Linked DNA regions of Homo sapiens: all the other regions are linked to region 3. Evidence: chromatin loops called from intact Hi-C (ENCODE). Cell type or tissue: Calu3. All regions are shown on one strand. Region 1 overlaps ROCK1 (Rho associated coiled-coil containing protein kinase 1). Region 2 overlaps LOC107985161 (a long non-coding RNA gene). Region 3 overlaps ROCK1 (Rho associated coiled-coil containing protein kinase 1).

What was found. Peaks named below come from ENCODE experiments on the same cell type or tissue, not always from the same donor. Only the 100,000 strongest peaks of a DNase experiment are listed, where the experiment ranks them.
Region 1: a loop joins it to region 3, with 2.3 times the contacts of the local background. A loop is called at or near these places in 2 of 110 quality-filtered maps.
Region 2: it touches region 3 in a loop (5-fold over the local background); 22 of 110 quality-filtered maps call a loop at or near these places.

What each region holds. Positions count from the first base shown.
Region 1 is chr18:21,070,672-21,078,671 of GRCh38, reverse strand. All of the region lies in intron 1 of ROCK1 (Rho associated coiled-coil containing protein kinase 1), which reads left to right. Among named protein-coding and RNA genes, the nearest start is that of ROCK1, 37 kb to the left of the region's middle. In Calu3, no CTCF peak of the experiment used is centred here; a DNase peak (open chromatin) is centred at 3,551.
Region 2 is chr18:21,133,353-21,141,352 of GRCh38, reverse strand. LOC107985161 (a long non-coding RNA gene) reads left to right here. Exons shown (of 3, transcript XR_001753365.2): 3 at 521-780. Among named protein-coding and RNA genes, the nearest start is that of ROCK1, 26 kb to the right of the region's middle. In Calu3, no CTCF peak of the experiment used is centred here; no DNase peak of the experiment used is centred here.
Region 3 is chr18:20,968,844-20,976,843 of GRCh38, reverse strand. It overlaps ROCK1 (Rho associated coiled-coil containing protein kinase 1), which reads left to right. Exons shown (of 33, transcript NM_005406.3): 23 at 6,331-6,496; 24 at 7,636-7,729; 25 at 7,984-8,000. Among named protein-coding and RNA genes, the nearest start is that of ROCK1, 140 kb to the left of the region's middle. In Calu3, no CTCF peak of the experiment used is centred here; a DNase peak (open chromatin) is centred at 4,813.

The DNA.
Region 1 (8,000 bases), 100 kb before region 3:
AGCCACCTTGACCCTGTCCAGCCTGTGGTGGAGACTACTGGAGACAGACCTGCTTTGGTCTTTTGTTCTGGGTTCAGAACTAGTCTCACAGATGGTCCAGCAGGACTGATGGGTCCCAGAGCTCAAACTCCATCCACTCAGACTGCCATTACAGCACAGGTGCCCCGGGCTTTCCTGCTAGACAAGAGCTGCGAAAAACCTTCCAAAGGACCCTTTTTTTTCCTCTCTATCTGCCTAAAATAATTTCTTAATAACTCCTACCACACTAGGTTCTCTCTCTCTCTCTCTCTCTCTCTCTGTGTGTGTGTGTGTGTGTGTGTGTGTGTGTGTAGGTGGGTGTTTTGAGATAGAGTCTTGCTCTGTCACCCAGGCTGGAGTGCAGTGGTGCCATCTCAGCTCATTGCAGCCCCTGCCTCCCGGGTTCAAACGATTCTCGCACCCTAGCCCCCCAAACGGTTGGGACCACAGGCGCACGCCACCACACCCGGCTAATTTTTGTATTTTTAGTAGAGACGGGGTTTCGCCATATTGGCCAGGCTGGTCTCGAACTCCTGGGCTCAAATGATCTGCCTGCCTTGGCCTCCCAAAGTGCTGGGATTACAGGCATGAGCCACTGTGCCTGGCCAGTTTGTTTTTTATTGCTGATGGCTGTAGTACAAATGACTGCAGTCCATTTGTTTTGAGACTTTTCCAAATTGTTTTTGCAAAGACTATTCCTTACTGTGAGTGATTACTGAAGTCTTGGTTCCTTTAGCTTGTATTCAGCTAATGTTTGGACAGAGATTTCCTTGAATGTGAGATGCTCCAATACATACCAAAAAAGCCTCAGAAAACAAAAAGAGAACCACCTCTCAGTCTTTGCAGATTTGCCCTCTGCTGGGGTACTCCTTTACCACTTAGCTAGGCTTGTTCTGAGTTTCAGGATGAAACTCACATGAGATGAGAGCTTAGGATCTTCTCAGGATTTTCCTTAGCATGCTTTTTTTGCCTGGGCTTCACACGGCTTTTTATATTCTCCTGTATACATGGCTGCTTTTGAATCATCTAATTTCCCAAAAAAGTCTCGCCCCACTTCTCCTCTGGGCCTAGATGGTCTATTGTATGTGTTGTGTCCATTAGTCCTCCCTACTCCCCCATCTTTTACCTCAGGTGTGTCAGTAGGTTTTGTAGTTAGCTTCCTTGTAGCCTTTATGAGCAGCACCAGCTGCTTTTCCTGCCTGTGTTCTGAATTATGTGAAACAGAGTTTAGGTTCTTGCCTTAGTCCTTCAGGTATCTCCCATACAAGATAGAATGAACATACACAGTATGGTCTTATTCTACCCTCTTGGGTTCAAGGTGTGGGGGAGTAGGAAGAGGAGGAACCAGTCTGCTACCTGCTCAAGACTTAAGACTGTCCTTGGCCGGGCGCGGTGGCTCACGCCTGTAATCCCAGCACTTTGGGAGGCCGAGGCGGGTGGATCATGAGGTCAGGAGATCGAGACCATCCTGGCTAACAAGGTGAAACCCCGTCTCTACTAAAAATACAAAAAATTAGCCGGGCGCGGTGGTGGGCGCCTGTAGTCCCAGCTACTCGGGAGGCTGAGGCAGGAGAATGGCGTGAACCCGGGAAGCGGAGCTTGCAGTGAGCCGAGATTGCGCCACTGCAGTCCGCAGTCCGGCCTGGGCGACAGAGCGAGACTCCGTCTCAAAAAAAAAAAAAAAAAAAAAAAGACTGTCCTTTTCTCTGGCAGGGGGTGGGACAAGAGCAAGTAAACTGCCATAACACTTTCCTACCATTTGGGATAGCTTTTACTTGATTGGATATTTGCTTGTTTTTTGCTATAAACCTAAATTTTCCAGAACTATTGCAGACCTGCTTCAGATAGCTTGTTACTTTTGATGTTTCTGTCGGTGAAGGAGAGCTTGGAGCTTCCTAGTCCACCAATTTGCTGACATCTGATAGTGACTTAAAATAAATTATGGCTCTGTGTGTGTGTGTGTGTGTGTGTGTGTGTGTGTATGTACCAAGAGGGGAGGATCACTTGAGGTCAGAAATTTTAGTCCAACCTGGCCAACATGGTGAAACCCCATCTCTACTACAAATACAAAAATTTTTATGTGTGTATATATATGTACACACACACAAACGTATCATAAAACTTATCATTTAACTGTTTCTTTTTTGTTTGAGACAGACTCTCCCTCTGTCACCTAGGCTGGAGTGCAGTGGCACGATCTCGGCTCACTGCAATCTCCACCTCCTGGGTTCAAGTGATTCTCCTGCCTCAGCCTTCTGAATAGCTGGGATTACAGGTGCCTGCCACCATGCCCAGCTAATTCTTGTATTTTTAGTAGAGACGGGGTTTCACCGTATTAGCCAGGCTGGTCTTGAACTCCTGACCTCAAGTGATCCTCCTGCCTTGGCCTCCCAAAGTGCTGGGATTACAGGCATGAGCCACCTAGCCCATTTAACTGATTCTAAATGTATAGTTCTGTGGCATTAATCATTCACGTTGTTGTGCGACCATCAGTGATGTTTAAATGGCAAATGATTTGGCTTCTTTTGCATTCTCTATTCTGTTTGACTTCCTGAGATGTTTTAAATTCATTCTTAAGGCATTTCTTCTTTTTAAGTTCCTTCTCAGCTTCCTTGGTACTATTCTGTCTTTCTTCTCTGTGTCCTCCTCCACCATTTTTGCTCTGTGTACCTCTTTTTTTTCTTTCCTTTTTTTTTTTTTTTGAGACAGAGTCTTGCTCTGTCACCAGGCTGGAGTGCAGTGGTGCTATGTCGGCTCACTGCAACCTCCGCCTCCCGGGTTCAAGCGATTCTCCTGTCTCAGCCTCCTGAGTAGCTGGGACTACAGGTGCGCATCCCCATACCCGGCTAATTTTTTGTATTTTAGTAAAGAAGGGGTTTCTCCATGTTGGTCAGGCTGGTCTCAAACTCCGACCTCAGGTGATCCACCAGCCTCGGCCTCCCAAAGTACTGGGATTTCAGGTGTGAGCCACCATGCCCAGCCTGCTCTGTGTACCTGTTAAATGTTAGTGTTTCCCAGTGTTCTATTCTTCAGTCTTTCTCTACTCTCCCTGTTTATTCTTGTTGGATGATTGCATATGTTCTCATGGATTTAAGTGTGCTCTCATGACTCCCAAATCTGTATTGTAGTCCCAATCTCTCTGTTAAACCCAAACTTATATTCAGCTGCCATCTAGTTATTCATGAAATGATATCCCAAAGGACCTCAGATGTAGTGTGTCTGAAATATTTATCATCTCTCCAAATTATATTATCTGCCTTGGTTAATGAAGTCACTGTCTACTCACATCAACTTGAAGATCATATAATCATTTTCAACCCTTCCTGTTCCTCTTTCAATTATTCATCAGATTCTTTTGCCTCTAATGCCCCATTCCTGTTTACCCAGTTTTTCAGTCTTTTATCCTTTTATGCTTGTATTACCACAGTATCCTCCTAGTTGCTTTCATCTCCACCTGTCTCTTCTACTTTTAATTTATCATCTTTATCATTGCCAGACTACTAAAATAAAAACCAGTTATGCCACTTTCTCCCCCGCAGAAATTCCTGTGGTTCCAAATTATCAGAAGGTAAATTCTTCTCCTGGTATGTTATACCTTTAACATTCTCTCCCTGATCATCACAGCTTTGACTCCTTCTCCTTCATCTCCTTCTCACCTTTCCCAGTCCAGAACATTCTATCCTCATTCTCTGAATTCTCGTTGCTTTTCACCTCTAGATTGCCTTGCCCCACTTCTGTCTTATTCCTTCATAATTCTATTCTTCAAGGTTCAGCTCAAATTTCATCTTCTCTGTGAAGCCCCAAATAGCCTTTTCTCTATTTATGTAGTACCTACTTATAACACTTGATATCCTGTATTTACTTTTTCTACCTACTAACTAACTTCTGAACTCTGAGAGACAGGAAGTATTTTTTTTCTGCTTTCCTGCAGAAGAGGAGGCAGATTTAGAAATAAATAATTACAGTATAACAGCTAAATACATAATTTCTGTAATAGCACAAAGGAGGTTATGTAACATTTCCCCTCAGGGCACTGGGGAAGGCAGCACAAAGTAAGGGACATTTGAGGCAGTCTTAATGTAAGAATGTTCACATTCCAGCGGGAGAATAGAGCAGGTGCAAAGGCCCCATAGGGTAGAGTGAGCCTGGCTTATTTGGGAAATGGCTGGTAGCACACTGTGGCCTAAGCCCAGCTATGTATGTGTAGAGAAACAGGCTGGACAAAGGTATGATTGGAGACTGATTGGGAAGAGCCATTGTTTGTTGTACTAGATAATTTGGAACATTATTTACTTATTTATTGACTATAAATGTCCTGGGCAGCATTGACATGGGTATAGTAATGTCACACCAGTTAAACAGATTTTAACTGTATTTAATATCAGGTTGTTAAAATTCCCTAAGGAAATTCTGTTTTCATTTTCATAGCTGTGCTTAATTTTGATGAATTATTTCTTTATCAAGTGAAGAGAGATTGACAGACTGATTGATTTTTAGAGACAGGGTCCCACTCTGTCACCAGGGCTGTAGTGCAGTGGCAAAATCATAGATTACTGTAGCCTTGAGCTCCTGGGCTCAAGCGATCTTCCTGCCTCAGCCTCTCAAGTAGCTGGGACTGCAAGCATGCGGCACCACGCCCAGCTATTTTTTTTACTTTTATTTTTGTAGAGATAGGGTCTTGCTATGTTGTCTAGGCTGGTCTTGAACTCCTGGTTTCAAGTGATCCTCCTGTCTCGATCTCCCAAAGTGCTGGGATTGCAGTTGTGAGCCACAGCATCTGGCCTAAGGGACTTAGTTAAAACAACATTCTACTACATATACCAAAAACATTTTCTTTAAATGGTATATCCTCTCTTACCAAAGTTGGTCAGCAGTCTTTAGTACCAGTGGTCAGCCCATTTTAGAAGTAGTTTGATTTTCAGAAGCCCCAGTTTTGCTGCCATAGTTTTCAATGGATTTTGAGGGTGGGGTGGTGTTTCTCCAAAAATATGTCTGTTAGGTTTAGAATAATAACCATTTAGGTTTTGAAAATTTACCTAAAAATGAATGTTTCTTATAATAGTGTAACTGTCCTTTCCTAGTGCCATTAAATTCTCATACCTTATAATGTGTTACTTTTAATGGATTTAATCCTAAATGATGTTTTACACCTGACTCATATTTGTTAATTCAGATTTATCCAGAAAACTAAAGTTTGTAGTAGTGTTGAATAATTTTCTTTTGCTTCTGCTTTCACTTGAACTCTGTTGTGGCATAACACAATGGACCTCTACCTCCTCTTCCCCCTGCTCCCCCTGCCATATCAGTGCTTCTCAGGAAATGTGAAGTGTTTTTACTTTAGAGATCACTGTAAAATGTTATACTTTTAATTGATTATGCCTGCCTTTGTGTGTATATGTGAAAATACTTCTCTTATGTAACTACCTTCTTTTAAAATGTAACTGCTACAACTGGTCTACTACCCTTGTTCAACTATTAGTAGCAAAGAATTTAATTACTGTAATTTTTTGACATTGATTGGCCCCTCTGTTACATATTTTCTCCTCCACTTTTGTTTTTTTTTTTTTTTTTTTTTTTTTTTTTTTTTTTTGGAGACGGAGTCTCTTTCACCCAGGCTGGAGGCATGATTTTGGCTCACCGCAACCTCTGCCTCCCGGGTTCAAGCGATTGTCCTGTCTCAACCTCCCGAGTAGCTGGGATTACAGGTACCCACCACCACCATGCCTGACTAATTTTTATATTTTTAGTAGAGATGGGGTTTCACCATTTTGGCCAGGCTGGTCTCTAACTCCTGATCTCAGGCAGTACGCCTGCCTCGGCCTCCCAAAGTGCTGAGATTACAGGAGTGAACCACCGTGCCTGGCCTCCTCTACATTTTTAAATTGATGATTAAGCTATATGATGGACATGTTGTGAAAGTAGAAGGTAGTTTTGCTCATGCCTAAATCATAAAATTAAGTGAAGGATCAGTGGAAGTATATCCTTTGATTATCATTCCTCGTGAATTGTTTTTGCACTTGGATGAATGTTATGTTAACATTCCGAGTCCTGGTACTAGAATTTGGACTTTTAGGAAGTGTGGAAGTCTTATCTGCATTATTTTATGGAACTTCAGAGTATTGAATAAAAGCTAAGGTTCCTGCCTCATTTATAGTTGGACATACACATTCCTTGCATTGTGCAGCTTTTCCACTGCATTAAAATGGAAGCCTGCATCCCTCTCTCCCACCCCAGTGTCTTGACTCCCCTTAGAAACCTCAGTTGGTATATGCTTTGGTTAAGTTAGAAGAATACATTCTTGCCAACTTTATTTCCCTAATAAAGGCACACAAGTTTTGCTTATGGGTGATGCTGAAAAGTAATAGACTATCCCATGGTATTGTAGAATTAAAGTGTGTGGTACCAGGTCCAAACACTTAGTGACTATATGTAATTAGTGGAGGCAGCTCATTTTTCATTAACAAACACATGATCAAATACTTGGTCACGCAAAACTCAGATGCCCATGTGTAACAACAACAAAAGTACTTTGGATTACTGCATTGGGGAAGGGTTTAACATCATGACCTAAGATTTACTTTTAAGGTTTTATGACCACGTGACTAAAATGTCTGTTTTCTGTGTAGGTCATTCCTGTTAATAGGGAGACTAACATTCAGAGCTTTCAAATGTCAGTAACAGAAATAAAAGAGAGAGAAGTGAGACTATTAAGGTCCAGACACTTCACATGTTAACTCATTTAATTCTCACAAATCTGTTATGTGTTGTAATCATTATCCCTCATTTTACAAAAAAGAAAACTGAGGCTCAGAAAGGTTATGTGACTTGTTCTCCCAACGGTATCATGTAAATATACTATTTTTTTCTTTAAAATGCTTTTGCCTGGTTCTTTATTTTTTTAATGTTTTGACCTGTCTGGAACTGATTACATTATTAAGCATCACGCAAAAACCATTCTTTTCCATAGTGCTATTCAATTATACAAACAACATTTACTAAAGAGTGAGACTTTATAGTGAAGATTGCTTAGGATTATCTGAAGTTCTTCCAGTTCCTGCCATGCAGCAGGATATAGTCTGAATAGATGCTTTCCCACTTCAACACTGCTTGGTATACCTTCACACTGCCATGCACTTGCTTAGATAATATTTAAATATCCACTTAAAAGCAAAAGTTCGGCCAGGCGTGGTGGCTCACACCTGTAATCCCAGCACTTTGGGACTCTGAGACAGGAGCAATTGCTTGAGGTCTGGAGTTCAAGACCAGCCTGGGCAATATGGTGAAACTCTGTCTATAAAAAGACGAAATTTAGCCAGGTGTGGTAGCGTGAGCCTGTAGTCCCCGCTACTCAAGAGGCTGAGGCAGGAAGATGGCTTGAGCCCAGGAGGTGGAGGTTGCATTGAGCCAACATTGCACCACTGCACTCCAGCCTGGCCAACAGAGCAAGACCCTCAAAAAAAAAAAAAAAAAAAGCAGAAAAAATGCAAAAGCTCAGGTGTGTCCTTTACTGCTAGCTTTCCCTAGAAAGTGCCTCAAAGAAAGAAAGAAGACCCATGACAATCTAATACATTTTTATAATTAAAAATGTATATAGCTTGCATTTGTGATTATGCAGTATTTATTTTATATTAAACCTCACATTTTATTATTATTTAGCTGTTACCTTATAAAATATTTATAGTAACAAATGTAGGTTTTTGATGTCTAAGATAAAGATAAATGCAGTAGTAAGGAGAAGTAATGCAAAATAAAATTTCATGTCCTTATGAGGGGAAAAGTGCATGGATTGAAATCACTTGCAGCCAATCTGTGGTAATTTTCTTGCCCCTGGGCCTGGCAGACTTAGAAGGTAAAAAGAACTGCATATGAAATGAAAACCACTTTTCTCCCAGTACTCATCTAACCTTGTAGAGGGTGTTAAATGTACACAAGATGTGTTAGGGGAAATTAAATATTAAAGCGTATATTTTATTCTTTCATAA
Region 2 (8,000 bases), 160 kb before region 3:
CCAGGCTGGTCTTAAACTCCTGAGCTCAGGTGATCTGCATGCCTTGGCATCCCAAAGTGCTGGGATTATAGGCAAGAGCCACCGCGCCCGGCCCAATACAATATTTTAAATAATTTTGTTCATGAAACAAAGTTGGATACACTGAACCATCAGAAATCAAAGGTGCCCCTACTGTAGCCACCCATGTGGATGATCTGTAGTGGTTTGGCGTCACCATCATTCCTGACTCTGAACTCATATGCTACCGATAAACAATCATTTTCTTACACTTATTCACACATGAGTACCTAATAGTAAAAAAAAAAAAAAGACATATCATTAATACTGAAAATGATATGACATATCACTAATGTCGAAAAAATAATGTGTGCAGGGTAACAAAACAGCACAGCAGCACCACCAGAATACTTGGATCAGCTGTTAAACAACAGCATGAAAAACAGCGGCAGGATTTCAATCTCAACCCACCATGCTGTGTTTTGACTAAAAGGTAACTGTACATTGTATTTTTTTTTTTTAGGTGAGAAGAAACATTAGAAGCAGTCAAGAGACCAGCAAGTGGGTCCTCTAGGGATGAGGAGGCATCTGAATAGACTGGGTTGTACTCCTATGTTCTGACTGCAACCCATCCATGGAGTCAAGTGTGGAATTTTCCATTTGTGGTGTCATGTCAGCACTCCAAAAGTTTCAGATTTTGGAGCACTTTGAATTTCAGATTTTCAGATTAGGAATGCTCAACCTGCATTATTATGAATAAAGAGGAACATTACATAATTAAAATGTGTAACTCATTAAAGAGGTAATAATCCTAAATGTGTGTGCACCTAACAACAGGGCTTCAAAATATATGAAACAAAAGCTAAAAGAACTAAAGGAAAAATAAAGAAATCTGCATTTATACATGTAAACATCAACACTTCTTTCTCAGAAATCAATAGAAGAATTTAATTAAAAATTAGTAGGATATAAGAGAACAATACTATCAATTAAGTTGACCATATTAGCTTTTTTTTTAACAACATTTTACCCAACATCAACAGACTACACAATCTTTCCAAATGTACATGGGACATTAACCAAAATAGACCATACTCTGGACCATAAAACAAATATTAACAAGTTTAAAGAATTAAAAGCATACACAGAATAGACAATTTCATAGAGACAGAGAATAGGCTAGTGGTTACACGAGGTTGGGGGAAATGGCATGCTATTGTTTAATGGGTACAGAGCTTCTGGTGATGATGAAAATGTTCTGGAAATAGTGATGATGGTTACACAACATTGTAAATGTGCTTAATGCAACTGAGTTGTGAACTTGAAAATGGCAAATTTTATATCATGGTTATTTAAAAAAAAGTCCACTGGGGAAAAAAATCCATATATATAATCTGTTATCTCACCAGAGCAGGATTAAACAAGAAAACAATAGAACGATATCAGGAAAATCCCCAAATATTTGGAAATTGAACCACATACTTCTAAATAAACCATGTGCCAAAGAGAATTTTCAAGGAAATTAGAAAATATTTTGAATTGAATAAAAATAAAAACAAATAAATAAAAACACATTTAAAAAAATCAAAATTTGTGGACTGCAGCCAATACTTAAAGGAAAACTTACAAAACAGAATGTATATATTAGAAAAGAACAAGTGTGTAAAAGTAATAGCCTAAGCTTTGAGCTTAAGAACCTAGAAAAAGGATGAAATAAATGCAAGCATGTAGAAAAAATAAAATAATAAATATAGCAGTGGAAATCAATAAAATTGAAAATAAGGAAATAATAAAACAATGAAATAAAAAGCTAATTCATTGAAAAGACCAGTAAAATGTATAAACCTTTAGCCAAACTGACCAAGAAAAAAGAGAGCAAAGGCAAATTACCAATATTAGGAATGAAAGAGAGGCCATCACTAGAGACACTACCAACACTATAAGGACAATAGGGGAATATAATTTAAAAATTTATTCTCAGAAATATAATAACTTAGATGAAAAACACAAATTAACAAAGCTCCCTCAAGAAGAAATGGGTAACCTGAAGAACCTTATATCTACTTTTAAAAATGAATTTATGGTTTAAAAGTTTTAATAAAGAAAATTCTAGATTTCCCCAGTGAGTTACACCAAACAGTTAAAGATATTATAACAATTCTACATAAACATAGAAAATAGTAGAGGACAGGACACTTCCCAGCTCATTGTATGAGTCTAGCACTACTGTGATAGTGAAACAAACCAAAGGAAAGGGAAAAGAAAAAAATAAGAGAGAGAGAGGAAGACACACGCACACACCCCCCACAGACATGAGAGAGAGAATATAAACATAGACACCTAAAATCTTCTAAAATGTTGGCAAATTGAATCCAGCAATTTATTAAAATAGTAACACTTAATGACAAGTTATTCAAGAAATGGGATAATGTTGGTTTAATATTTAAAATGTATTTAAAAGTCAGTGTAATTTACAATATCAACAGAATTTTAAAAATCATATGATCATCTCAATACATGAAGAAAAAACATTCATACTTTAATTTCTAAAAAGCCTACCAAACCAAGAAGGGAACTTCTCCATTTTAATAGAGGGCACATGTAGCTAACATAATGGTAAATGACTGAATGGTTTCTCCTAATATCAAAAACAAAGGAAGGATGTCCACTCTCATTGCTTCTATTCAACACTGTACTGCAAAGCCAAGCCAGTGCATTAAGACAAGAAAAAGAAATAAAATGAATACAGATAAAAAAAATAATTCTGTCTCTATTGGCTGACAACATGATCATCTAAATAAAAAACTCCAAGAAATACATAAAACATCTAGTGGAGCCTCTCCCTCCTCCCCCTCCCTCCCCCCCCCCCCCCCTCTTCTTTCTTTCTTCAGTCTCCCTCTGTTGCCGAGGCTGGACTGCACTGCCGTGATCTTGGCTGGCTGCAGCCTCCCTGCCCTGGGCTCCCATGGTTCTCCTGCCTCGGCCTGCCGAGTGCCTGGGATTGCCGTCGCGTGCCGCCATGCCTGACTGGTTTTTGTATTTTTGGAGGAGATGGGGTTTCGCCCTGTTGACCAGGCTGGTCTCTGGCTCCTGACCTCGAGTGGTCTGCCCGCCTCGGCCTCCCGGGGTGCTGGGATTGCAGACGGAGTCTCGCTCACTCAATGCTCAGTGTTGCCCAGGCTGGAGTGCAGTGGCGTGATCTTGGCTCGCTGCAACCTCCACCTTCCAGCCGCCTGCCTTGGCCTCCCAAAGTGCTAAGATTACAGCCTCTGCCCGGCTGCCACCCCATCTGGGAAGTGGGGAGCGTCTCTGCCTGGCCGCCCAACGTCTGGGAGGTGGGGAGCCCCTCTGCCCGGCCACCCCGTCTGGGAAGTGAGGAGTGCCTCTGCCCGGCCACCCCGTCTGGGAAGTGAGGAGTGCCTCGGACCGGCCGCCACCCCGTCTGGGAAGTGAAGAGCGTCTGACTGGCCACCCATTGTCTGGGATGTGAGGAGCACCTCTACCCGGCCGCCCTGTCTGGGAAGTGAGCAGTGCCTCTGCCCGGCCGCCACCCCATCTGGGATGTGAGGAGCGCCTCTGCCCGGCCGCCCCGTCTGGGAGGTGAGGGGCATCTCTGCCCGGCCGCCCTGACTGGGAAGTGAGGGGTGCCTCTGCCCAGCCACCCTTCGTCTGGGAGGTGAGGGGCGCCTCTGCCAGGCCGCCCCGTCTGGGAGGTGAGGGGCATCTCTGCCCGGCTGCCATCCCGTCTGGGAAGTGAGGGGCGCCTCTGCCAGGCCACCCCTTCTGGGAAGTGTACCCAACAGCTCCGAAGAGACAGCGACCATCAAGAACGGGCCATGATGACGATGGCGGTTTTGTTGAAAAGAAAAGGGGGAAATGTGGGGAAAAGAAAGAGAGATCAGATTGTTACTGTGTCTGTGTAGAAAGAAGTAGACATAGGAGACACCATTTTGTTCTGTACTAAGAAAAATTCTTCTGCCTTGGGATGCTGTTAATCTATAACCTTACCCCCAACCCTGTGCTCTCTGAAACATGTGCTGAGTCAACTCAGGGTTAAATGGATTAAGGGTGGTGCAAGATGTGCTTTGTTAAACAGATGCTTGAAGGCAGCATGCTCGTTAAGAGTCATCACCACTCCCTAATCTCAAGTACCCAGGGACACAAACAGGGCCGAAGGCCGCAGGGACCTCTGCCTAGGAAAACCAGAGACCTTTGTTCTTGTGTTTATATGCTGACCTTCTCTCCACTATTATCCTATGACCCTGCCACATCCCCCTCTCTGAGAAACACCCAAGAATGATCAATAAATACTAAAAAAAAAAAAAAAAAAAAAAAAAAATCTAGTGGAATGAATAAGTGAATTTAGGAAAATCACAACTTTCTTTTCTTTTTTTTATTTTATAAACTCCAAAACCCATCACTTGTAAAAATTAAAGGATTTAACATCAATATACAAACACCAATTGTACCTCTATAAACTAGGAACAACTATTATATATTGAAATTTGGAGAGAATAATATATATAAAAAATGTAAAAATATGAAATATTTGTGTATAATCTAACAAAATATGTGCTAGAAATTCCAAATTATTAATGTAAGAAATAAAAGAAGGTGGGCTGAGTGCAGTGGCTCACTCCTGTAATCCCAGCACTTTGGGAGGCTGAGGCAGGCGGATCACCTGAGATCGGGAGTTCGAGACCAGCCTGACCAACATGGAGAAACCTCATCTCTACTAAAAATACAAAATTAGACGGGCATGGTGGTGCATGGCTGTAATCCCAGCTACTCGGGAGTCTGAGGCAGGAGAATCGTTTGAACCTGGGAGGTGGAGGTTGCGGTGAGCCAAGATTGTGCCATTGTACTCCAGCCTGGGCAACAAGAGCGAAACTCTGTCTCAAAAACCAACAAACAAACAAACAAATAAAAGAAGACATAAGTAAATGGAAATTATATGGTGTTTATGGATTAGAAGACTCAGTATTATTAGGATGTCAGTTCTTCCCAAATTTATTTATAGATTTAATGTAATCTCAATCAAAATCCCATTAGGGTATTTTGTAGCAATCAGCAGGTTGATTTTACCATTTACATGGCTGGGTGTGGGGCACACAGTAGTTTCAGCTACTCAGGAGGCTGAGGCAGGAGGATTGCTGAGCACAGGCGTTTGAGGCTGTAGTGCACTGTGATCATGCCTATGAATAGCCACTGAACTTCAGGCTAGGTAACATAGCAAGACTCCCATCTCTAAAAATAAATAAAATTTAATTTAATTTAAAAATAAAACAAAATAATAAATAGAATGTACATGGATAAGCAAAGGACCTATAATAGCCAAAACAATTTTGAAAAATACAAACAAAGCTGCAGCAGTCACACTTCTTGATTTCAAGGCTTTTATAAATCTAGAGTAATCAAGACAGCATAGTATTGGTAAAAGACAAACATATAGATCAATTGAATAGAATAGAGAGTCCAGAAATAGACTCACACAAAATTGCTTAATTGATTTTCAGTAAAGTTGCCAAAGAAATTAAATGGTGAAAGGACAGTTTTTAGCAACTGGCAATCCAATAATTTGACATCCATATGCAAAAACAAAATGGAATTATATTTCTGTTGTGGATTTCTAACATAATTTTATTATGGTCAGTTAAAATGCTTTGTGTGGTTTCAACTTATGTAAATTTGTTAAGATTTGTTTTTGTCCTTCATGTATCTTAAAACCTTGTTATTAGATGTGTACCCATTTAGGATTATTATGTCTTCTCCAAATTCCTTTTGATTATTGTTTGCATGGTATATCTTTTTCTACCTTTTTACTTTTTGCCTATCTAAGTCTTTATAATTAAACTGGCTTTCCTGAGGACAGCACAGAGATTTTTTAAGCCAATATAGTAACTTTTATCTTTTAATTGGTGTGTTTAGATCATTTATATTTAATGTAATTATTGGGATGTTTAGATTTAGTTATATCATTTTATTATGTATTTTTTTTTGTCCTGTCTGCTTTTTTGTTTCCCTATTTTCTCTTTCCCTTTCTGCCTTCTTTTGGACTGTTTGGATAGTTTCAGTATTCTACTCTATTTTATCTGTTGCTTTTTGGTTCTCTCTCACTCTCGCTCTTTCTGGTTGTTCTAGAGCAAGGTTTCTCACTCTTAACACTATTGATATTTTGAAACAGATAATTCTCTGTTTTGGACCAGATAAATCTTTGTTCTGCATTGTGCAATGTAAAATGTTTAGCAACATTTCTGACCTCTACCCACTAGATGCCAGTCACACGCCTTTCTCCAGTTATGGCAATCAAAAATGTCTTCTCGACTCCAATTAAGAATGACTGCTCTAAGTAGTACAATAGAAATACTTAACATTTCTGGGTCTACTTAGAGCAATGTTTTACTATTTAAGTAATATGCAGATGCCTTACAACCATAAAGGTCCTTTAACTTCCTTCCTTTATGTCATAGTTGTCATATATATTAAATATACAGAAGCATTAAAAACCCCATAGGACAAGGTTAAATTTTTCTTTCAAAAATTTTTTTTTCTTTCAACAATTATACATATTTTAGGCCGGGTGCAGTGGCTCATGTCTGTAATCCCAGCACTTTGGGAGGCTAAGGTGGGTGGAACACGAGGTCAAGAGATTGAGACCATCCTGGCCAACATGGTGAAACCACGTCTCTACTAATAATACAAAATTAGCTGGGCATGGTGGCGCGTGCCTGTAATCCCAGCTACATGGGAGGTTGTGGCAGGAGAATCGCTTGAACCAAGGTTGCAGCGAGCTGAGATCACGCCACTACACTCCAGCCTGGATGACAAGAGTGAGACTCCATCTCAAACAACAACAACAATAACAAACAACAAAAAACAAAAAACAACAACAAAAAATTATACATATTTTAAAGAACTAAATAGGAAGAAAAAGGCAAACAATCTTTTAGATTTACCCAGCTATTTACTGTTCGTGTTGTTCTTCATTCATTCCTAAAGTTCCAGGTTTCACCTAGTATTATTTTGCTTCAGTCTGAAGAACTTCCTTGCACATTTCTTTTAGTTAGCTATGAGTTTTCTTAGTTTTCCTTCATCTGAGAATATCTTTGTTTCTCCTTCATGCCTGAGGATATTTTTGCTGGATGTGGAGTGCTGGCTTGACAGTTTTGTCATAATTTTACAGATGTTATTCCACTGTCTTCTGGCTTCTGTGGTTTCTGATGAGAAGTCCAACATCATTGTTAACATCATCGTTCTCCTGTATATAATGTGTCATTTTTCCTTAGCTGCTTTTAAGATTTTTTTCATTACATTTAGTGTTTAGTAGTTTGATTATAATGTGTTTGGGTGCGCTTTTCTCTGAGTTTATTCTATTTTGGGTTCGCTGAACTTCTTAAATCTGCAAGTTGATGTCTTTTTCTCCAAGTTTGGGAAGTTTTCAGTCATTATCTTCAAATGTTTTTTTCCATACCAATATCTTTATAGGACTCCAGTGTTATCAGTGTTAGACTTTTGATATAGTCCCATGAGTCCCTGAAGTTCTATTCAGTTTTTTTCCGATCTTTTTTCTCTTTGTTCTTCAAATTGGATAACTTCTATTAATCTGTCTTTAGGTTCACTTACTCTTTTCTCTGTCATCTTCATTCTGCTATTGAACCCATCCAGTAAATTTTATTTTACGTATGTATTTATTTTGAGACAGGGTCTCACTCTGTTACCCAGGCTGGAATGCAGTGGCACAATCTTGACTCACTGCAACTTCCACCTCCCAGGCTCAAGTGATCTTCCCACCTCAGCCACCTGAGTAGCTGGGACCACAGTTACGTGTCACCATGCCTAGCTAATTTTTTGTATTTTTGGTAGAGACCATGTTGCCCAGGCTGGTTTTGAACTCCTGACCTCAAGTGATACATACGCTTGCCTCAGCCTCCCAAAGAGCCGGGATTACAGGTGTGAGCCACCATATCCGGCCCCATCCAGTAAATTTTAAATTTCAGATATTG
Region 3 (8,000 bases):
GAGGAGAGAAGATTATTTTAATTTCAGGCCTATTGAGTTTGAGGTGCCTATGGGATGTCCAAACAGAAATGGATACCACTGTATTTGGGCTTATTGCTTTAGAATGCAGATAAAAGATAAGAACTTGAAGCTGATTTGATAGTCTTTGCATACAGAAACCACTAATATAGAGATCTGTTAAGGTGATTGTGTATCTCAGAGTTTATAAACTCATGAGCCTATGATGCCATAGGTGTAACTAGGCTGTAATTAGTGGGGTCTAAGTGCAGATATATTCGTTAATGTAAGTTGTAAGGATTGTAACAAACTGAAGATCTCGCCTTCTCAGTTCCAGCCATTTGTTACCACATGATAACACTGGCCCAGTATGTCAGGATCTTCTGATTTTTCAAGAGAAACCAAGAATCTGAATTTTTATGTAAAAGGTTGACCCAAAACTCTTTTAGGTGTATGTTTGTGTATGTGTGTCTGGATCCCTCCAGACAATTTTCTAGGCATTTGAAATATACCTGTGTGAACAAGAACAAAGCCACTCTTTATAATCTTATAATCCAGAAGAATATGGAATTATTGATTATTGAATTCTTTTAAGAGGTAGGAGAATAAGGGTGAGAGATTGACCTTAAATATTATTAAAGACAGTCTTTCATTATGGAGAGTTGTAAAGGAAGTCTGGATGAATATATAGATGCAGGGGGCACTGTTGTAGGCTCATTTGGTCCTCTCAGGTAGCAAATTGTAATCCATAGTGTAGGATCAGAAGACACAAAGGCTGAGGAAAGACTACTAGCTCCTAGACTTTTAAGGAATGGGCAGAGGAAGGGAAACCAATAAGCTACCAACAGTGTAAGAGAAGATCAGAGCAGGATATCACAAAAGCTGGGGTAAGAGAATATTTCCAGAAAGAGAAAGTGATTAAAAGTGCCACATATTGGCCGGGCATGGTGGCTCACGCCTGTAATCCCAGCACTTTGGGAGGCCGAGGCAGGCGGATCACAATATCAGGAGATTGAGACCATCCTGGCTAACAGGGTGAAACCCCGTCTCTACTGAAAATACAAAAAAATTAGCCGGGCGTGGTGGCAGGTGCCTGTAGTCCCAGCTACTCGGGAGGCTGAGGCAGGAGAATGGCGTGAACCTGGGAGGCGGAGCTTGCAGTGAGCCTAGATGGTGCCACGGCACTCCATCCTGGGCAACAGAGTGAGACTGTCTCAAAAAAAGAATAAATAAATAAAAATTAAATTAAATTTTAAAAAGTGCCACATACCCACAAAGGTCAAGAAAAACAGTCATAAATTGTCCATTTATTTATATTGAAGGTTATTCATTATCTTGGTGAGAACAGCTTCTAAATAGAGATGAGAATAGGTATTAAAGTAGATTGAGACTGAATGGAAAGGGTAAAACAAGAGACAGAGTATATCTAACAGCCTGATTAGCCTTATTTCTATTCAACAAACCAATTAGTCACTCTCCTACTTCCAGGTATGTACATTGCTCTTCTCTCTGCCTGGAACAGTTTCCTCCAAGTATCTACATGGCTTGCTCCTTGGCCCTTCTCCAGGTCCACATCATTTGACAAGGCCTTCCCTGAATATGCTTTTTAAATTGCAAACATCCCCACCCCACTACCGTGGTGCCCAGTTCATCCTTCCCTATTTTATTTTTCTCTGCAGCACTTATTCCCTCCTAATATATAATTTTCTTACCTGTTGTATTTATTGTTTTTGTTTTTCCGCTAGAAACAAAGCTCTATGGTAGGAGGAATTTTCAGATATTTCATTCTTAGGTTCAATTCATTGCTGTATGTCTAGCACCTACAATTGTAACTGCAGCATTGTGATGCTCAGCAAGTGTTTGTTAAATTAAACAATTCAGGAGACTTGGCTGTTATGGCAAGGGGATGTAGCAGTAGCTAGAGGAGAGTGTGAAGGAGAGCACTTTCTTTTTAACAGTAGTGTAAACTTGAGCATATTTAAATGGAGCATGGGAAGGAGATCAGAGTAGGAACAGCCCCACATCTATTCATTCAAATAAATAAAATTTCTGAGCGCATTCTATGGGCCAGAGAATTTTCTAGGCATTTGAAATATACCTGTAAACAAGAACAAAGCCATTCTTTATAATCTTATAATCCAGAAGAATATGGAATTATTGATTATTGAATTCTTTTAAGAGGTAGGAGAATAAGGGTGAGAGATTGACCTTAAATATTAGTAAAGACAGTCTTTCATTATGGAGAGTTGTAAAGGAAGTCTGGATGAATGTATAGATGCAGGTAATTTTACCCTGAACCATCTAATTCTTTCTTGCTTTTTCTCTTGCACAGTAGCATAACCAGGGATAGAAATATATTCTGGATTAAATAGGTTTTCTGGTGTCTTAAAGTATAACCCAGATACTTTTATCTTAACACAAAGCAGAAACTCCAGATAAGAACATGTCGTGAACCTGAAGCCCTGTATTATAGTAGCTAGCAGAACCACTCCCAATATTCTTAGATTTGGCATTGGCAGCATATCCTTTCTTTTCCTAAAGTACTAACTCTACTACTCTCCTAAGAAAATTATTTCACATCTCGTCTCTACTCAGATCTCCAGCTTTTCCTTATTCTTGTACTTAGCTAATGGCCTTGCTTCCTAAAAATCAGAAGAGAACATCTATTCTCTTTCACCACCATAGCTACTAACTTGTCTGCATCAGAGTAGAGTATCACAAAAACTGGGGGAGGAGGATATTTCAAGAAAGAGAAAGTGATTAAAAGTGCCAAATATTGCTGGGCACGGTGGCTCACGCCTGTAATCCCAGCACTTTGGGAGGCTGAGGCGGGGGGATCACGAGGTCAGGAGATCGAGACCATTCTGGCTAACATGGAGAAACCCCGTCTCTACTAAAAATACAAAAAATTACGGGCGGGCGCCTGTAGTCCCAGCTACTCGGGAGGCTGAGGCAGGAGAATGGCGTGAACCCGGGAGGAGCCGAGATCACACCACTGCACTCCAGCCTGGGTGACAGAGCAAGACTCCATCTCAAAAAAAAAAAAAAAGTGCCAAATATTGAGAAAGGTCACAAAAAAGTCATAAATTGTCCATTGTATTTATTTTGAAGGCTACTCATTATCTTGGTGAGAATAGCTTCTAAGTAGAGAATAGTACCTATAAACCCTGCCTTCCTTCTGATGATGTAAATGGACATCATGAGCTAACGCTCTTATCTAATGCTAGTCCCTCGATCCTATCTCTTCCTGCCTACTTAAGAATATGACTTGGTCGGGTGTGGTGACTCATGCCCGTAATCCCAGCAATTTGGGAGGCCCAGGTGGGTGGATCACTTGGGTCAAGAGTTCGCTACCAGCCTGGCTAACACGGTGAAACCCCGTCTCTACTAAAAATGCAAAAATTAGCCGGGCATGGTGGCACATGCCTGTAGTCCCAGCTGCTTGGAAGGCTGAGGCAGGAGAATCGCTTGAACCTGGGAGGCGAAGATTGCAGTGTGCCGAGATTGCGCCATTGCACTCCAGCCTGGGCGACAGAGACTGAGTCTCCAAAAAAAATTATGATTCCAACAATTCTCTTATCTTTTCTACATCAATTTTTACCTTTTTGTAGTCATTATCATTGTTATGTAAACATATTTAGATATCTCCTCTAAAAACAACCCTCTTACACCGGGCGTGGTGGCTCACGCCTGTAATCCCAGCACTTTGGGAGGCCAAGGCGGGTGGATTCCCTGAGGTCGGGAGTTCAAGACCAGCCTGACCAACATGGAGAAACCCCATCTGTACTAAAAATACAAAATTAGCTGGGCGTGGTGGCACATGCCTGTAATCCCAACTACTCGGGAGGCTGAGGCAGGGGAATTGCTTCAACCCAGGAGGCGGAGTTTGCAGTGAGCCAAGATCACACCATTGCGCTCCAGCCTGGGCAACAAGAGCGAAACTGCGTCTTTTAACTACATTATCTACATGGTAGCCACCATCCCACTTTTCTTTTTTTTATAGCCAACTTACTTGAAAAGTGACATACCAGGTATCTTCCACCGTCTTCTTTCATTCTCTCTTGAGCTCACTCCAGTCATACTTTTGCATTCATCATGCTAACAGAACAACTCTTCTCAAGGTCAGTGGGGTCTTCCTAATAGTGACTTCTCAGTTCTCACCTTATTTCATAGCAGGATTTGACTTAGTTGATTACTCTCTTGAGAAAATGTCTTCATTTGGCTTCTGTGACACCACATGCTGTATTTTCCTTATTGAACTGGCTACTCTTTCTCAGCCTCCTTTGTTCCTTTTTCCATTCTAATTGCTGAGACCGTTAAAAGTTTGGAGTGCTCAAGGGATTACTCCCTACTTGTTCTCATCCAGCCTTGTGGCTTTAAATGGTGTCAGAGTCCAAGTACATCCTCCCTTGAATTCCAGACTTACGTATCCAGCTGTCTAATTGACATCTCTGCTTGAGTGTTAAGCACCCCACATTTAACGTGTCCAGAAAAACTTCCTGATTCCCTGACCTTGCGAACTGCTCCTTCCTGTCTTCCTCATTTCAGTCCTGAACAATTCTGTTATTCCTAGTTGTTTAAGTGAAAAATTTAGAGTCATCCTAGACTCTTCTTTTTTTCTTACACTCTAAATGCAGTCCACCAACAAATTTTCCCAGTGTTAACTAAAAATTATGTATAGACTCTAATCACTTCTCACCACTTGTACCATTTACTGACCTGGTCCAAACTGCCATCATCTCCAATCTTGATTATTTCAGTAGTCTCCTAACTGGTATCCCAGCTTCTGCCATTGTCCCCCTACTGTCTGATCTTAATACAGCAGCCAGAATGATCTTTCTAAAACACCAGAGTACCAGAATAAAAGTCAAAGTCCTTGTATTGCCTTGGAAAGCCTTACAGTATCTGTTGTTCTCTTCCCCCTACTTTTCTTCTACTGTTGTCTTAGCAGAGAGGCCTCCTTGATCAACCTGTAATAAAAGTGATCATATTCATAACTTTCCATATTTTATCTTGTATTATTCTCTGTGGCATACTATATAGCACTTGTTCATTTTTTAAATTGCCTGTACGGCCCCACTAATGCATGCTCCCTGAGGGCAGGAACTTTGTTACTGCTGTGTCTCTTTATTTATTTATTTATTTATTTATTTATTTATTTATTTATTTATTTATTTATTTTTGAGACGGAGTCTTGCACTGTCACCTCAGCCTCCCAAGTAGCCGGGATTACAGGCACACACCACCACACCTGGCTAATTTTTTGTATTTTTAGTAGAGATGGGGTTCCACTACGTTGGCAGACTGGTCTCCAACTCCTGACCTCATGATCTGCCCGCCTCAGCCTCCCAAAGGGCTGGGATTATGGGGGTGAGCCACTGCTTCCGGCCTGCTGTATCTCTTAATTCCTAGAACAGCGTGATGCATAGTAAACATAGTGTAGTACTTAGTAAACCTTCAAGTAAATAGCTGTTGGGTGAATTAATGAATTTTCTGTGTGTATGTGTGTGTGTGTGTGTGTGTGTGTGTGTGTGTGTGTGTATGTTTACTATATGTCTCCCTCTTGAGGCTTCAGGCAGAAAATTTGAATTGTAATACTCACTAGAAAATAGGAGGTGGAAGTTACTCATTCAGAACATATTTATTGAGCACCTACTCTGTTCAGGGAATACAGTAGTGACTAAGAGAGCTTATCCAAGAGAGGCTCTTTGAGAAGAGTAGGCAAACTGGAGTTGTCTTGGTCTGAATGTCAGTTCTGAAATGTTTTAGTATCATTTCCAGGGAGCATTCTCAGATTAGTTTGTAGTGATTTGCAAATCTCTTATAAGTTTTCATAATCTCATTTAATTTCAGAGCTGGAAGGGACTAGTTTAACCATCTCATTTTACAGATTTGATGAAACTGAACTGCAGGAAGTGTAAGGGACTTGCCCAGTGTCTCTACTCAATTAGTTAATGATAAAACAGAGATAAAGTTCTGGGTCTAGCCTGCTGATTAACAAGTCAATGACTTTTCCACTATGCCACGCTGCCTTCCATTCCAAATCTGCAAGAAATTTCTTTTCAAAAGCAGACTATTTGCTATTGCTTTATGACCTTTTTTAGTTAAGCACAATATGGGATAGAAAACTAAATAGTTCTTTTATAATTTTTCAACATGTGAGAGGTTAAATTCATTACTTTTATAGAAAGTTTGCAATGGATTTAAATTTATTTTAAGCAATAAAATAATTCTTTTTATCATTTAAAGTTAATTGTGTTTTTAAGAATATGATTAAGTTGGAAGGATGAACTGAATTTGTTTACATCAGTTTCTCTTAAAAAATTGTTGCAGAGAAACTCTTGCTACTCAGTTGGATCTAGCAGAAACAAAAGCTGAGTCTGAGCAGTTGGCGCGAGGCCTTCTGGAAGAACAGTATTTTGAATTGACGCAAGAAAGCAAGAAAGCTGCTTCAAGAAATAGACAAGAGATTACAGATAAAGATCACACTGTTAGTCGGGTAAGTGTGATAGTCAGGTAAGTTATATAAAATTTATTTAAATCACAATAGGTCACATCTTAAAATATTAGGGTAAGTGTGTGTGCAAGTGTATTTACTTCTATGTTAATACATAGTGGTCATTCTGTACTCATGTATAAAATAGTTTGTATAATACCAAACATTTGTTAATTATTGAAATTCTTGTTCAAGATATTGGGCTTTTGTTTGTATAGGCACAGAACCAATGCAATATTGGGCTGTTTTTCTGGCTGTAGATCTTATTAGTTATATTTCATATGAAGTAATGGCTTAGCTTAAATTCATTTGTTGTTCTCTTAATACATTGCAACTGATTTTATGGGCCAGAATTCTGTGAAATATAGAGAAACCATTTGGGAATGAGGAATTCTTGGGATAATATATAAATCCATTATAAGAAAACCAATACTCCAAACAATTACCTATTCCTGAGGTTTATACTGTAATCTATATAGAATCATGCGACTAAAAAGAGGAGTTAGATTTTTCTTGTAAAGCCACTATCAGTCACTCTGGGTTCCAGTTTTGCCCCTAAGAAGTTATATGGTCTTGGCAAAGTTGGCTTTAACTTCTCTAAGCCTCAGATTTCTCATCTATAAAATAGAAATAGTAATATCTCTTCCACATGATTGTTATGAGGATTAAATAAGACAGTAGACATAGAATGATTAATATAACATATAACAAGTAATGATTATATATTACTAAAAGTAATCTATAAATAAATGTTTTTATTATCGTTTTCATCATCAATATTCAGATAAAGATATTGAAGTCCAGAAAAAGTATGACTTGCTCGGGGTCACATACTAGGTTAATCGCAGAGCTAGAACTAAATACAAATTTCTTAGTTTGCAATCTAGTTATCTTGCCATTACATATGCCCCCCTTTTGTTCATACATATATCTATATGCATACAATGAAATAATTTTTGGATGCTGTTAACTACTTTTAAATATTTTTGATGTAATTACATATTTTAAGCTGGAAACCAGACATTTGCTGTAGTTCAGCAGTGTCTGACCTGTCTTTATCTAGCAGTATATTTAAAGGTTACTGCCTGAAATACGAGAATAGCAAAGAGGCTGGAGCTTAAACTTTTGTGTGCTTTGTTTAGCTTGAAGAAGCAAACAGCATGCTAACCAAAGATATTGAAATATTAAGAAGAGAGAATGAAGAGCTAACAGAGAAAATGAAGAAGGCAGAGGAAGGTATGTAGAATTTTTAAAAAATCATCATGTTAAATCAAATTCAGTGATTTATCTTTACCTATGTTGTGTTAGGTTTCTAAGATACCTGTTTTCATATATTAAGTAACTTCTGTAGCCTTAAGAATTATCTTAATGAAGTTACTGAAAGTTACTATGTAATGTATACTTATTTGAATAATTAAAGACATTGTTAGTTTGAAATGCAGAAATTAAATTAATACCATACAATAACATTTAATATAATTTGTTGACAGAATATAAACTGGAGAAG